2 separate regions of the Homo sapiens genome follow, and region 1 is linked to region 2. The links are chromatin loops, found by intact Hi-C in ENCODE. Cell type or tissue: endothelial cell of umbilical vein. All regions are shown on one strand.

What was found. Peaks named below come from ENCODE experiments on the same cell type or tissue, not always from the same donor. Only the 100,000 strongest peaks of a DNase experiment are listed, where the experiment ranks them.
Region 1: a loop joins it to region 2, with 6 times the contacts of the local background. A loop is called at or near these places in 6 of 110 quality-filtered maps.

Annotation. Positions count from the first base shown.
Region 1 is chr12:124,648,985-124,656,984 of GRCh38, reverse strand. No RefSeq gene overlaps it. Among named protein-coding and RNA genes, the nearest start is that of NCOR2, 85 kb to the right of the region's middle. RefSeq lists enhancers at 4,217-4,730, 4,731-5,244. In endothelial cell of umbilical vein, no CTCF peak of the experiment used is centred here; DNase peaks (open chromatin) are centred at 1,074, 1,584 and 4,984; H3K27ac peaks cover 4,630 bases.
Region 2 is chr12:124,741,869-124,749,868 of GRCh38, reverse strand. It overlaps LOC124903045 (a long non-coding RNA gene), which reads right to left and starts at 7,565. Exons shown (of 2, transcript XR_007063509.1): 1 at 7,481-7,565; 2 at 6,682-7,161. RefSeq lists enhancers at 1-313, 4,888-4,937. In endothelial cell of umbilical vein, no CTCF peak of the experiment used is centred here; DNase peaks (open chromatin) are centred at 3,778 and 7,608; H3K27ac peaks cover 1,292 bases.

The DNA of each region.
Region 1 (8,000 bases), 93 kb after region 2:
CAGTCCTGTCCTCTGCCATGGCTGTGTTCCCACCAGGCACAGAGTGACAGCTCAATGGATCTTTGTGGACTGTGTGACCTAAGGCAAGCCATCTCACCTCACAGGCCACCTCTTTTTCTCATCTGTAATTTGGGGTCTTCATTCAGCTTGGCAGACTCATGGGATCTAGTGAAATGTTGGTGGCTCTGTAAGCCTTCAGATCATGTTGAAATTACATTAAAAAGTGAGGCTCCTGGCTGGGTGCAATGGCTCACGCCTGTAATCCCAACACTCTGGGAGGCCAATGCGGGCGGATCACGAGGTCAGAAGATCGAGACCATCCTGGCCAACATGGTGAAACCCCATCTCTACAAACCATACAAAAAGTAGCTGGGCTTGGTGGTGCGTGCCTGCAATCCCAGCTACTCAGTAGGCTGAGGCAGGAGAATTGGTTGAACCAGGGGGTCAGAGGTTGCAGTGAGCCGAGATCGCGCCACTGCACTCTAGCCTGGCAAAAGGGTGAGACTCTGTCTCAAAAAAAAAAAAAAAAAAAAGTGAGGCTCCTTATTAAATTGTGGGGAGGTCTTCCACCCTCCCCACAAATCCCCTACTCCCCACATCCCTAAATCCAACCCTGCAGGAGGAATTCTCCCTGCCTCGCAGGCTTCAATCCCAGAGGGCTTCCTGAAGGTGGGGCCATTCTCCAGCCAGCTTTATCAGCCCTTGGGGCTGCAGGGTTGTTTCCCACATTTCAAAGCCTCCTCCTACTCCCCTGTTCCCTTCTCAAAGCCCTGAAACTTCCCCTCTGTAAGCCCTAGCCATCACTGCCCACCGCCCCGCCTCCCAGGCTGGGCCAAACATTTTCTTCAAGAATGCAAGTGGTCAAGGTCACGGCCTTCTCCTCTAGCATCCCCCGCCCCCTAGCCTGGGGAATTAGACTCTGGGCCACACCATCTGTCTGAAAACAATTAGCAATAAACACCAGCGCACTGGGGCTCTGGGTCATGGGGGCTGGTGGGGGATGGAGCGTGGTGGGCAGGGGATGGAGGAGGATGGAGCTGTGGGGGTTCTGAATGCAGAAGAAGGTTCCCGGCTGAATCAGCTTCCTGTCTGTGGGCCAAGAAAAATCCTCCCGGCCACCCCGGGGAGAGAGCTTCCCAGCAGCCTCTTGCAGAATGGAGAGGAGCCTCTACGCAGAATGCAACCTCACAAAGCCCCGGCCTCAGCTGGGGAGGCGGCGGGGGACCATCTGGCGGAGCGTGGAGATGTGTCCCAGCCAGACGGAGAAGCAGCCTTATTTGCGATGTATTGTGTGTTCCGTTTCTCAAAACACTCCACGCATATGCTTCAAGTGTATGGCTTGCAGCCAGCTGGGCCTGGGGTCGGGGGGAGGTGGGGAGACTTCCGAAGCCAAGGGGAAGGGTGACGGGCCTGTCCACGGAGTGCGGACCTCTCAAATGCTCCCCACAACCCAGCCCCAGCTGGCCTGGCACGACCCTGTTCCCCTCCTCCCCTGCTTGGCCTGCGCCTAGCTCTGAAGGCTTTCCAGTCTTGTTCAAATGTCACCTCCCCTTAGAAGGCAAGGCGAGTCTGATTAGCCAAACTGAGTTTATCTACATAAGGTTTGGCTCACCAAGCTGTTTTTTTCTTTTTGTTAATTTGAATAAGTTGCTAGTGAAAAAAAAAAAAGATTTTACATAAAAATCTGGATGTTCAGCTTCTTTTGAAAAATCGAAAGATCTGGCAAGTCTGGGCAGCAGGCCAGCACGGCGCCGGTCAGCCAGGCTGGAGGAGGTGGATGGGCGTCCCTGTAGCCAGGCGTGACTCTCCTGTCCCCGTATCCTGTTCATCCACTCACTGAGTCCACCATGCTGGGACCTGTTGCTGTGCCTGGGCTCTTACCGGGTTTAGATTTCCACAGGGAGACAGACACTGAACCCCTGAACCAGTGCATCCACAACACAATGTCCCATAGTGCCGAGTGTCACACAGGAAATAGCAGCGAAAGGGTGGAGGGGAAGACGAGTGGGAGAGGGTGCTGCTATTTTACATGAGAGGCCAGGGACGATGACGGGCCCCACGTGGAGGAAAGGCATTCCGGCGGGAGGGAACAGCAGGTGCAAAAGCCCCGAGGCTGGCACAGTTTGGGTGTCCGAAGAGCAGCACGGAAAAGCCGGAGGCCTGGTGTGGCGGGAGGTGGGTGAGTGAGCAGTGGCCAGGCTTCCTTCAGAGCAAGTGACCAGGACATGCCAGGGTTTGGGGTCCCCCAAGGTAGTCTGGGCCAGTGAGCCTCAGGGGATTTTCCAAGGTGGGGGCCAACTTTGAGAATTCCAGGTGGTTTGTCCTGGAATCTCAGCCACTCCTGAAACAGACTTTGAGGGTCCCAGTGGGGGGGCTTCCCCAGAGGCAGTGGCCCCTGGTGGTTAAGGGGCCACTTAGAGCCTGAGTTCCCCATATGTAAAATGGGGTAATTGAAACCCACCTCAGAGGGTTCGTGTGCTGTTAGATAGTATCTATGTGTATGTCTCTGTACAACTGTCCATGCACAAGGTTCAGACAATGCCAGGTGCATAGAAAGTGTGAAGTAACTCTTTGCTATTTTTTTTTTTTTTTTTTTTGGAGACAGATTCTCACTGTCACCCAGGCTGGAGTGCAGTGGCACGATCTTGGTTCACTGCAAGCTCTGCCTCCCGGGTTCAAGCGATTCTCCTGCCTCAGCCTCCTGAGTAGCTGGGATTACAGGTGTGCATCACCACACCCAGCTAATTTTTGTATTTTTAGTAGAGACGGGGTTTCACCATGTTGGCCAGGCTGGTCTCCAACTCCTGATCTCAGGCGATCCATCCGCCCGCCTTGGCCTCCCAAAGTGCTGGAATTACAGGCATGAGCCACTGTGCCCGGCTGCTGTTAGCCATTTTAATTTAAGGATCAAGTAAGATTGCTGTTTAAGGGAGCAGTTCCCAGACTGTTTGGCCCCTAGACCCTATGACACCCTTAGAAATTACTGAGGACTCCAAAAGGGCTTTTGTTTATGTGGGTTCTATTTATCAGTATTTACTGCATTAGAGATTAACATGATAAAATTTCAAAACATGCATTTATTTTAAAAGAACAATTTTATGCTCCTTAATATGTTGAGTAATATATTTTAAGAAAGATAACATTTTTTTCCCAAACATAAAGAAATAGTGAGAAGAGAGTGGCATCGTATGTTTCACAATTTTGCAAACCTCTTTCACGTCCAGTCCCTTAGAAGAGAGCTGGATTCCCAAATCTGCTTTTGCATCCGGTCTGGTGTGACTTGGCGTTTTGGTTGAAGGACATGAAGAAAACCCGACCTCACAGAGATGTAGGGAAGGAAAAGAAGGACCCTGTGGATCCCTCCAAGAGTCTCAGACCTCACTTTGAGAATCCCTGGTCTAGGGAGTCGTCCAGGACATGGTGTGGGAGGGGACATCTGCTTTGTCCCTACTGCTCCAAGGTGGGGACAGGGCTCCAGGAGGTGAAGCCTGGACTCCAGCTCCCGAATAAGCATCTGCCTGCAGCGACCCAGCAGGGAGGGAGACAGGCGTGTAGCAAGGAGTAAGCAGGAAGTTACAGCTCAGAACGATGTGGCCCGTGGCCCGTAATGGGGGGAGCACAGAGAGACGCCCCACCCAGCTGGGAGGCGGTAGGGGAGCTGCAGTCCCCTGCAGGTGTCCCTAGGTCCCCAGGATCATCAGGATTCCAACCCTGGCCACTCACATGGAGTCCCCGGGTGCCCCAGCCTGCGTGGCTCGGCGCTGGCCACGGGTGGTCACTGAAACTTCCCTTCAACTGCTTCAGTGGCCTCATCCCCATTTTATAGAGGAGGAAACAGGCTCCCACCTCCAAGATGGAGTCACTGGTGTGGGTGGCAGAGTCTGGGAGGGCATCCTGGCCCTGGGGCCCCACAGGTGCTCCTGCTGCCAGCATCGAGCACCTCTGGGTCTCTGGGTGACGACGGGGCAACAGACGGGAAAAACGGGTCCCTTCTCTCCCCTGCACTGCAGGCTCCTATCTGCAAAGACAGCTGCTGCCAGGTGGGGGCAGGGCTTTGCCCCTTGCTGGCTGCCCCCAGAGCCTCAGTTTCCTTATCCATAAAATGGGGGTAATGACATTCATGAACTACATGGGTTCCCTCCTAGGTAGCTCTGAGGGTGAACCGAGAACACAGCCCGTGTGGGCCTGGCACACTCTAGGCACACAACCAGCACCCGCCCCTGCCCGTGGCCACCTCCACTTGCAGAATGTCCCCAGCACTCACTCTGCTTTGCCTGCCATCTCCCCTCTGTGCTGTTCTTTATAAAAGCTCTCCCTTGCTGGCCACTTACAATCTCTCCCTCCTTTAAGCCTCTCAGCAGCTCTGCCAGGAGGGTAGCATCCTTATCCCCATTCTCCAGAAGACAAAACTGAGGTTGGGGTGTAAGTGTTTGTACAAGGCTACACAGGCGAGCAGACACATACGCTTTTCCCCACTCCACCCTTCGCAGAAACACCAGTGGGTTGCAAGGGTGTGAGGCTTGTGGACAGGCCTTTTCCCAGGAGGAATGAAAGAGAAACTCCACAACCCCATACGGGTGGGTCCACAGCTGCCTCCGTGAGCTCCAGACTAGGGTGTTCCTGGGACACAGGACTCATGGTACTAAGACTGGGATGGCCCCAGGCAAACCTGGATGGAGTTGGTCACTCCTGCCCTCGTGGCACCCCAGTCTCTCCCCCAGGTCTGGGATGGGAGAGGAAAAGGGATGGTTTGACCAGAGCTCCCAAGTCTCCCATCCTGGGAGCTGGTTTTAGCCTCTTCCCTCCCCAAAACCTGATCCCTCTGCGGGGTGGGACCAGGCAGCTGCAGCGGGGGGTGGGGGCAGGCACGGGCTGGCTCGAGCCTGCCAGGATGACCTCATGTGCCCACCCCAGGGCTCTAAGGATGTGACTTCACCAGCAGATGCGGGAGGCAGTTCAGGCCACAGGCAAACATGGGGCCAAGAGGAAGGGGACATTTCACATCTTGTCTAGACAGTCATGACCCTGGTGACCTTGGACGGGTGGGGACACCTCTGCCTCCCAGCTGGAGATCAATCTGGAGGTAGCCAGATGGGTGTCAAACCCAGGCCCAAGACCCTCTGCTGATAGCAGAAAAATGACAGAGGACACTAGTTCCCATCTGGACTTCCCTAGGATGCTAGCTTAATCTCTGGTCCTCACCAGAGAGCTCTCTGATAGGGAACTGAGGCAGTGTATCCGAAACCAGATCTGCGACTTCCTGGCTGTGTGCCCTTGCGCAAGTTGCCTAACCTCTCTGAACCTCTTTCCTCAATTTGACTCTCTGAACCTCCATTTTGATGTATAAAATAACCCATCTGTTAGACAGGGGCCTGGAAGGTCAAACAAGAGAACGAACCAAGTAACAAGAATATAAATTAACAGGCCTGGTGCATGGGCAGGGGGATGCTAGAGGAGCAGTCAAAGCATAACCTGTGCACGCAGCATGAGGATGAGTGTGGAAATGTGAGTGTAAACGTTAAGGAAGCTATTAAGTTTTAAGCAGGTCCCTTTGGACACCCGCTGGTCTGTACATGGCTATGACCTCAAAATAAGGGTGCTTTTTCCCAGTGCATTCTGGCCTCCACTTTTATGCCACCTTTGTCCCCAAGTCCCAGCTTTGGTGTCAATTCACACATTGCACCAGCCATCTCTGGCTTGGGGAACCTGGGAAACTTGGAAGTGCCTCCAGGGGAGGTTTTGGCCATAGGCAGACTCAGTCCTTTCCAGAGCTCTTTCTCAGTTTCTCCTGGACTGCAGGGACCAGCCAGCTCCTTCCTCTCAGCTCCCAGGGGCGTCAGAACTCTGACCCGTTTCCCTGTGAACACAGCTGGCCCTGCCTTTAATAGGCAGCTGCTGTGTAAGGGCTCATCCAGTGGAAAGGATGAGGCAGGTCCGCTCATGCTGGCACAGAGAGGCTGACGAAGGGGGTGGGAAAGGCAAGCAGCGGGGCTGCAGGCAGGGTATGGGGTGGGCAGAATCCTGTCCCCAAAGACATCCATGTCCTGATCCCCGAAACTTACATGGCACGAGAAACTTCACAGATGGGATTCAGTTACAGATCTTGGGATGGGGAGATGATCCTGGGCCCTAAACATAGTCATAATTGTCCTTGTAAGAGGGAGATTTGACTATAGGAGAAAGCAGAAGGCAGAAGCTGTGACCTCTGTAAGCAAGAGGTTGTAGGGATGCGAGGACGGGCTCACGAGAGCAGGAATGCAGGTGCCTCCAGAAGCCACAAAACACAAAGAAATGCTTCTCCTCCGGAAGGAACCGGTCCTGCTGATGTCTTGCTTAGCTCAACGAAATCGATCTCGGACTTCTGACCTCCAGACAATAAGAGAATATACTGGTGTTGTTTAAGCTGCTATGTTTATGATCACTTGTTACATCAGTAATAGGAAGTAATATAGTGCTTTAGCTCAGGTACGTGTTTGCGTGTAGAGAAAGGTACTGAAGGACACACTCCAGGCTGTTGGTGGCAGTTGTCTTTGGAATTCAAATTAAGAGAGGGGTCCATTTTGTGCCAAACACAACTTATTTATTGCTTGCTTTTTTTCAATAAAGAATACCTATTTCACGTATGATTAGGAAAAAAAGGTGTAACTATTGATTTTTAGGGTCCTATGCAAATTAATCCTCCCACCCCTGCCAAGTGGCTCCTAATGCCTCAGGCAGACTGGACCCTCCTTCTTTCTGACCACAGTCTGTTAGCACCCAGTGGCATGGCAAGGCCAGACTGCAAGCCTGGCTACCTGAATTCAAACCCCAGCTCTGCTGCTTCCTATGTGACTGTGGGGCCATCATTTAAACCATTTGGCTTTGATTTCCCAGATTTTTTGTTTGTTTGTTTGTTTTCATTTTTGTTTTTTTGAGATGGAGTCTCACTCTGTCACCCAGGCTGGAGTACAATGGCACGATCTTGGCTCACTGCAACCTCCAACTCCTGGGTTCAAGTGATTCTCCTGCCTCAGCTGCCTGAGTAGCTGGGACTACAGGTGCCTGCCACCATGCCCAGCTGATTTTTGTATTTTTAGTAAAGATGGGGTTTCACTGTGTTGTCCAGGCTGGTCTCAAACTCCTGACCTCATGATCCCCTCACCTCGGCCTCCCAAAGTGCTGGGATTACAAGCATGAGCCACCGCTCCCAGCCTTGATTTCCCTGATTGTAAAATAGGGGTCTCATAGGGGACTGGGCATGGTGGCTCATGCCTGTAATCCCAGAGCTTTGGGAGGCCAAGGTGGGTCGATTGCTTTAGCCTAGGAGTTTGAGACCAGCTTGGGCAACATGGTGAAACCCCGTTTCTACAAAAAAATACAAAAATTAGCCAGATGTGGGGCATGCACCTGTAGTCCCAGCTACTTGGGAGGCTGAGGTGAGAGAATCACCTAAGCCCAGGAGGTTGAGGCTTCATTGAGCTGTGATTGTACTGCAGCACTCCAGCCTGGGTGACAGAGTGAGACCTTGTCTCAAAAACTATATATAGGGGCCTTATAGGGTCTGTGTCACGGGTCCCCCAGGCCACCCTCAGGTTCAGGGACTTGCTGGAAGGACTCACAGAACTCAGAAAGCTGTCATACTTGTAGCTATGGTTTATTACAGCAAAAGGACACAGACAGGAATCAGCACAGGGAAAAGGTGTGCAGGGCAGAGGCTAGGAGAAGCCAGGCACAAGCTCCCAGCTATCTTCTCCCAGCAGAGTTGCATGAACAGCACTTATCTCTTCCAGAAACTGTGTGATGACACACACAAAGAATTGCCAACCAGAGAAGCTCGCCTGAGCCTCAGTGTCCAGGGTTTTTATTGGGGGTCAGGCACATAGGCATGGAGCGTCCACGTAGCTGACCTCAGTTACTCACTCTCCAGCCCCTACAGTGGTCAAATATTCTGTGTGGCTCAGGGCACCAGGCAAATGAAAACAGGCATTCAATATAGTCAGGTTGTTAGCATCAACCACGTG
Region 2 (8,000 bases):
AAGAATACTAGTGCAGGGACAATTACATGAGAAAATAGGTCGCTATCTAGCCCAGTGCCGGGTGCAAGTAGCAAGTACTCAACATAATGCCAACATTTTCCAGTAAAGTGGAGCTTTCCTGTTCTTGAAGACTCAGTAATTTTTCTCTTTGGTGTGCGCCAAGGCAGAATTCTTGAACGTGCGTCCCAGGCGACATGACTAAGAATGTGTGCAGCAGCAGCATCTTCAAGCCTCAAAAGGAAACCCAGGCAGGCGCGGTGGCTCACGCCTGTGATCCCAGCATTTCAGGAGGCTTAGGTGGGAGGATCACTTGAGCTTAGGAGTACAACATCACCCTGGGCAACATGTCGAGACCCCATCTATACAAAAATTACACAAGTTAGCTGGGCATGGTGGTGTGTGCCTGTGGTCTCAGCTACACAGGAGCCTGAGGCAACAGGATCACCTGAGCCCAGGAGGCAGAGGCTGCAGTGAGCTGAGATCATACCACTGCTCTCCAGCCTGGGTGATGGGAGTGAAATCCTGTCCAAAAAAAAAAAAAAAAAAAAAAAGGGCCGGGAGCAGTGGTGCACACCTGCAATCCCAGCACTTAGAAGAGGCTGAGGTGGGTGGATCACCTGAGGTCAGGAGTTTGAGACCAGCCTGACTAACATGGTGAAACCCCCATCTCTACTAAAAAAAAAAAAAAAAAAAAAAAATTTAGTTGAGCGTGGTGGTGCATGCCTGTAATCCCAGCTACTTGGGGGCTGAGGCGGGAGAATCGCTTGAATCTGGGAGGCCGAGGTTGCAGTGAGCTGAGATCACACCATTGCACCCCAACCTGGGCAACAAGAGTGAAACACCATCTCAAAAAAAAAAAGCACAAACGAAACCCTGTTCCATGCGCAGTCACCCCCTGTTCCTTTCTCCCCCGGCCCCTGGCAAACACCAACCTACTGTACAGCTCTACGGGTCCGCCTGGTCTGGGCTTTCCATAGAAATGGGACCGGACACTGTGTGGCCTTCGGTGTCTGGCGTCTTTCACTCTGCATCATGTTTCGAGGTTTGTCCACTTTGTAGCGTGTCAGTGCTGAATCTGTTTTGTGGCTGGTCATATTCCATTGCATGGACAGACCATGTGTGGTTTATGGAGTCGTCAGCGGGTGGACTTTCGGGCTGTTTTCACTTCTTGGCTCCTGTGAATAACGCTGCTATGCACATTTGTGTACAAGTTCTTGCGCGGACGTGCGTCTTCGCGTCTCTTGGGACTACGGACATTGGAGGCCAGTGCACCCCTCGTGATGGGGCCCGTCCTGTGGGTTGTGGGACGTTTCGCAGCATACCTGGAGCCACAGCACCCTCTCCACCAGTTGTGACAGCCAAAAATGTCTCCAGACACTACCAAAGTGCCCGGAGTCAATCTCACTTCAGGTAAAATCAAGACTCATCTGTGGAGAGTTAAAAAACAAAACCTAAAACCTAGTCACAGAAGACCACATACACCATGACCCTTGTGTTAGGAGGTTTAAAAACAACTATGACTCGATAATCAATTCTTTTTTTTTTTGTTTGAAAGTCTCACTCTGTCACCCAGGCTGGAGTGCAGTGGCGTCATCTCGGCTCACTGCAATCTCTGCCTCCCGGGTTCAAGCAATTCTCCTGCCTCAACCTCCTGAGTAGCTGGGATTACAGGCGTGCATCACCACACCCAGCTAATTTTTGTATTTTTAGTAGAGACGGGATTTCACCATGTTGGTCAGGCTGGTCTCAAACTCCTGACCTCAAGTGATCCTCCCGCCTTGGCCTCCCACAGAGTTGGGATTACAGGTGTGAGCCACCTCGCCCGGCCTGATAATACATTCTTTAGGGTGAGCTTCTCGAAGTGTGTGGTCCCAGAGCTGCAGCAGCAAAAGCTCCTGGAAACGTGTTGGCAATGCACATTCTCGGGCTCTCCTCCAGACTTGTTGAGTTGGATGCTCTGGGCTGGGCCACAGTCTCCCAAGTGACTGAGCACACTGTCGTGTGAGAAGCACCGGTTTAGGCACAAACATGCTCATGCCCAAAGCCCACAGTGAGGACAAAATACGTGTTTATTTAAATCGAGGAGTGGGGCTTACTTCTGGGGAGAGTCTGGGGGCAGATGTGTCCCTGCCTATGTTCTGTTCTTGCATTGGGGGTAGCTTCATGAGTGTCCATTATATTGTGAAACAAATTCAAAACCACAAAAAGAAATGAAGAAATAAACCCATAAAACAAAACAGGTCAGGCTTCACCAACCATGGGAGTGAGTCACAAGACAATGATTAATCCGATTTTATGCACCTGAGGTCATGAAAGAACTCATGTGGACCATTACTACCATGTGCAGGTTTATTCATCAAGAGGGGAGTGAGGGCCCCGCTGCTGTCCACAAATAAGCTGTGGCCTCTGCTGTCTGTTGCCTCCGCTTTTCTCAGACGCCTCTGCCTCTGGGAATTAGGGGTAGTTGCTAAGATCTATTGAACAGTTGCTGTGTGCCAAGTCTGTTAGCTTAAGCTCTCACGCTGGTGCCTCTGAAGTCCCCTTTTACAGATGTGGAGACTGAGTCTGGGAGGTTCAGTGATTGCCCAAGGTGTGGAGGGGCTTGGGGTTGGAGCCCCAGGTGCACATCTGTCCACACAGGCCCTTTGCGGGGCTGAAGCAGGATTACTCTGAACATCCAAGTCAAGGCCACCCCGGGATTTCATCCAACAACGAAAGCCAAGTTCAAGGTGTCTTGGTTTCTTCTGAAATTGCCCTAACCTTACCTGTTAAAGGCCTGGCTGACTTGTGCTGTTCTTTTTCTTGAAGAAGTCCCCAAAAGATGAAATCACAAAGTCCAGAGCGGTGAAGACATTGCCCAAGACCCACAGCAGAGGCAGGATTCAAACCTGGCTCCCCTCCTCCAGGAAGTCCTCCAAGCCTGCTGCAGTTCCCCAACTCCCACAGAACTCAGGGGCTTAGGGACATGTCAGCAGAGCCTGTTTGCTTTCTAACCCAACACTACGGGTCGCCAGCCCCTCATAGGCAGAGCTCAGACCTTTGACTTTTCTGTATGTTCCTCCTCTCACCTCTCTGATCCTCTCCTGTCAGGTCAGTGTGAGCTGGGCGCACATGAGGCATCCAACAGGCCCTTTGCGTGTGAGTGGGCAGTGCAGTGAGGCAGCCTGCGGCTCAGGCATGGGGCCCCCTGAGCATTTACCCTTGTCTCCCCCACTTCAAATTGTTCGGGAACAGAGACACCCAACTCTGCGAATTACACTGAAACCAGGAAGGTCCCACTCACTCCCTAAAAGAATAAATCAAATGACAGCTAACAGCGACCAAACCCTTTCTATGTGCTCTGCACTCTGCCTGGAGGAGTATGTTTAACACGCAAGAGGGCCTCTCTATCATTACTATCCTCCCCATTTTAGAGAAGGAAACAGGCACAGAGAGGCTGAGTGACTGGCTCAAGGTCACACAGCTAAAAAGAGAGGGAGCCAGGATGTGAGTCCTCCTTGGGGTGGAAAGCCTCCAGCGAGGGCTGTGGTTTTGGCTTCCCATGGGGGAGGCTGGGGAACGAGGCCAGGAGGCCCCTGAGGCTGATTCTGGGTCTCTGTCACGTGGTTTCTCTTGGGTCAGCCAGCGGGGGTGGGCAGCTCTGAATGCAGGCTCAGCCCAGGCCAAGGAATGTCGCAGCGGCTGTGGCTCAGCGGGCCAGCCAGAGCGGAGGCTGGGGGAGGGAGTGGCGTCTTGGCAGCCGTGACAAATAGAAAACAGATTGTGTTTCCCTTTGCTTCCACCCCCAGCCGGGGGAGGGGATGTGCCGGAACCCAATTACCCACTTACAATGGATGCTCTATTGTGGAACGGGAGGCAAGGTCGGGGCAGGGGGAGCAGGCCCTGCCCGGGGCGCGGTGTCCCTGGCACGGCCCCGTTGCTCGCCCGCCCTGGCTGACCTCCCTTCCTCCTGACTCTGCTGCCAGCCCCGCCGCCCCCTCTCCTAGCTCACAAAGACCCAGCGCCCTTTCCAAAACTGGGTCTTCCTTCCAGGCAGCCTTGATTCTCGCTGTGGAGCCGCAAGGACTGTGGATCCTTGTCTGAGCACTAAAGTCCAGCAAAGGTTTCTGTCATTCCTTCCTTCCTTCATTCATTCTTTCACTCATTCATTCCTCCCCCACCAGCCCCCTAATCTCTCTCCTCTCTCTATCTTGTTAATGATCTGGAAATATTTGAGCATCCAGGCAGCTTGGTTCCCATCGAGATCCACTCATTGATTCACTAAATATTTACTAAGCACCCACTATGTGCAGGCACTAAGAATCTGTTCATTTACCACTGTTTGTGGAGTACCTACTGTGCGTGAGGCCCTAGACAGACTTGCATTCACTTAGCAGGTATTTGTGGAGCATCCACAGAGATACATGTTTGTCCAGTATTTGTGGAGCGCGTACTATACGCCAGGGAGTCATTCATTCATTTACCAAGCGTTGGGGGGGGCACCTACTACGCTCTGGGTGTTGGGGTGCCACAGTGAACAGGACAGACATGGTCTCTGCCCTCAGGCATCTTATGGTCCAGTGGGCAGGGGCAGACTCTTAACAACAATTTGATGTGCTGTGCATTTATTGCACACCAACTGTGTGCAGGCTTCTTGGAGGGCAGGATTAGAGATGCACGCTGGTCAATGTGAACAGCCTGAGCATGAATCAGACCTAGATTGGGACTGGGGTGCCGACTGCATCACCAAAGAAGGAGACTGACTTCACCTCCAAGACCTCAGTTTACTCAGCTGTAAAATGGGTGGTGGTGAGACTTAGCCAAGGGGCCTGGGAAATAGGAGTTTGCTTCTGTTGGGGACAGCTGTTGCTTTTACCAACTCAGCATCTGTTCCTCCTGGTAATGGCGCCCCGGATCTCGTTGAGGAAAACAGCTTTCTTCTTTTCTCTCATCATCTGTAGTTCAGGTGGGGCTGACCCCGCCTCCCTGGCTCCTGGAGGAGCACATGACCAAGGCTTGGCCAATCAGGTCATCCCATCCTCTGACAGCAGTCATTGGTCCAAAGGAGGGTCACATGATGTAGTCGGGTATCAGTGAGATTCTTACCTTAGGACGGGAGAGCCTGCCTGAGAATAAAACCAACCCAGAGGGCCAGGCGTGGTGTCTCATGCTTGTAATCTCAGCACTTTGGGAGGCCAAGGTGGGCAGATCACCTGAGGTCAGGAGTTCGAGACCCTGTCTCTACCAAAAAATACAAGGGAGGCTGAGGCAGGAGAATTGCTTGAACCCGGAAGGCAGAGGTTGCAGTGAGCCAAGACTATGCCAATGCACTCTAGCCTGGGCAACAAAAGCGAGACTCCATCTAAAAAAACCCAAAACAACAACAACAACAACACCCAGAGGAATGGAGAGAATGAGTCCTGGTGGTGCCATTGTGAGCCCCTGGATCCAGCTGTGCCTGAAACTCACCCAACCCCTGGACTTTTCAGTAACATGAGCCGATAAACTCTCTCCGTCGCTTCAGCCACTTTGAATTGGGAATTTTGTCACTTGAAGCCAGGAGCCCTGACTGACAAATAGGCCTTTTCTCTCCCCTTATTTCATAAAACACCACGCGTGGAACAAGCAAAATTAATGCCCCTGCTTCCTAAACAGCCGATGAGCAATGGCTAATGGTAGAGGCTGGGCAATGACTCCTTTCTCTTTGGTGCATGAGGACATCCATTCTCTGGCCGGCCCCTGACCTCGCCTCACTGAGCTGGAGCAGAAATCACTTAACCTTCCAGGCCTCGGCGTTTAGAGGTTTGTGATGGATGGTGCTTGGCCTCGTGGGCAGAAATGGAAAATTCTCGGCCGTCTGATCTGTCCCTTCTTTCTGCTTTTCACGGCTGGCCCAGGCAGGAGTCAGTGGCGGGATTCGGAGATGGCAAGCGTGCTCTGTCAAGGGCCAGATAGTCAATATTCTAGGCTTTGTGCGTCATGAGGCCTCTGTTGTGCATTCTTTGTTATTTTTTGTTTTGTTTGTAAAAACTCCTTAAAAATGTAAAGAATGACCAGGTGCGGTGGCTCATGCCTGTCATCCCATTGCTTTGGGAGGCCTATGCAGGAGGATCACTTGAGGCCAGGAGTTTGAGACCATCCTGGGCAACGTAGTGAGACCCAGTGTTTAAAAAAAAATTAGCCGGGTGTGGTGGCATGCACTTGTAGACCCAGCTACTCGGGAGGCTGAGGTGGGAGGATTGCTTGAGCCCAGGAGTTCAAGGCTGCAGTGAGCTGTGATTGGGCCACTGCACTCCAGCCTGGGCAACAGAGCAAGACCCTGTCTCAAATAAATGAATAAATATATAAAAATTTTAAAAATGTAAAAATTATTCCTAGTGTGCAGGCTGCGAACTCTTCTCCTTTGCTACTGGCTGGATTTGTCTCATGGCTGCGTTGTAATGGCCCCTGGATGAGGCCATGGTTCTGGGGAATCAGTGGCCCTTTTCTCTTTCCTGACTTCTCTCCCTCCCTTTCTTCTCCCCTCTCTTTCTTTCCTTTTCTTTTCCCTCCCTCTTTCCTTTCTTTGTTCTCTCTTTCGTGGGATAAAAACCCTTGTTCTCACAAACCCAGGAAATATCCTGGAACTATTTTGGTGTCAAAACTCATCCTTAAAAGTAGCCCATCTCCTTTGCTTGCCATTTCTCCCCATGGCACGTAGTACAATTTGTAATTATAGATTTATTTCTTTAATTGTTTTGGGGGTATCTGTTTCCTTGTTCTGAAATAGAAACTCCATGAAGAAGGAAAGCTGGGGAGGGGGTGCGGGGTCTGGGTTTCCAGGCAATTTGGGGCTGATTTCAGCGAATGGGGGGTGGGACATGACTGTGGTGAACTTGACAAAGGGCAGGATGCTGGCCTTGCAGCTGTGTGGGCAGAGCTGGGCGGGGCTGGGGGCTGCTGGAGTCGCCTCTACACAGGCAGGCTCTGGCCACGACCCTGAGCCATGAACGGAGGAGGGAGTGGGCTCTCGTCCCTGGCCTCCCAGAGACCACAGCTTGCTAGGGCCAGCTGGCAGGTGTGATTCTGCTCCTAAAGCTGGATCTTTCCTCTGCCGGTGGAAATCCATCGCTCTCCGGCTGCTCGAGAACTCCTGGCTACAATTTGGCAAGATTCGGATCTGGCTTCTTTAGGATTAAGGAGCTGCCGGGAGTCACAAGCAGAGACACTCATGTGGGTTCCGAAGGTCCGCTCTCTGGGCACCCCAGGCTCGGAGTATTCTAAAATCCTGAGCCATCCACAGGTTCCCTAACAGGACCCTTCTGGCCACTCCAACAGACCCACTGCCCGCGTCGGGGAGGCCCACGTTTCAGGCACTGTAGACCAGCGGGGAGGAAGCGCCTGGTGGGTCTTGAGCTGAGGACATCTGGCCTGGGTGGGGAGTCCAGGCTCTGCAGCCCCACTGCATTTTCTGTGGGCTCCACCGCCCCTCGGGAGTCTGCAAAGGGTCCCAGCGACTCACCCATCTGGACGCCCTTCCTGCGGCTGCCTGTTCACCTTGGCTTATGCGTGGTGGCAGGTGGCGTCTGCGGGAGCTCCAGAGCACTGGGCCTGGTGGAGCTGCACCCCCAGCGGGTGCCCAGGGGTCAGACACACCGATCCACATAAGGACACTGTGCCCGGTGTTTACATCCAGGTTTCATTCCATTGGATGGGAGCCCAGACCATCAAGTTATTAAATATTTATATAACGTCACTCATGCCTGGGCCTCTGTGGAGCAGTGTGACTGAAATCACTGGTGTATTTTGAGATCCCCCCATCTCTCATTCAAATTCCTTATCAGGAAATTCCTTCTCATTCAAATTCCTTGTCAGGACTCCCCTTTTGTCAGAGTCGATACCATTATTGTCCCTATTCCACAGAGGGGAAACTGAGGCACAGGACTGTTAAGTGCCCAAGGTCACAAGGCTTGGTTGCAATTCATTCATTTATTTATTGATGTACCATTCAGTGAGGGTGCTGGGGGTCACAGGTGAACGAA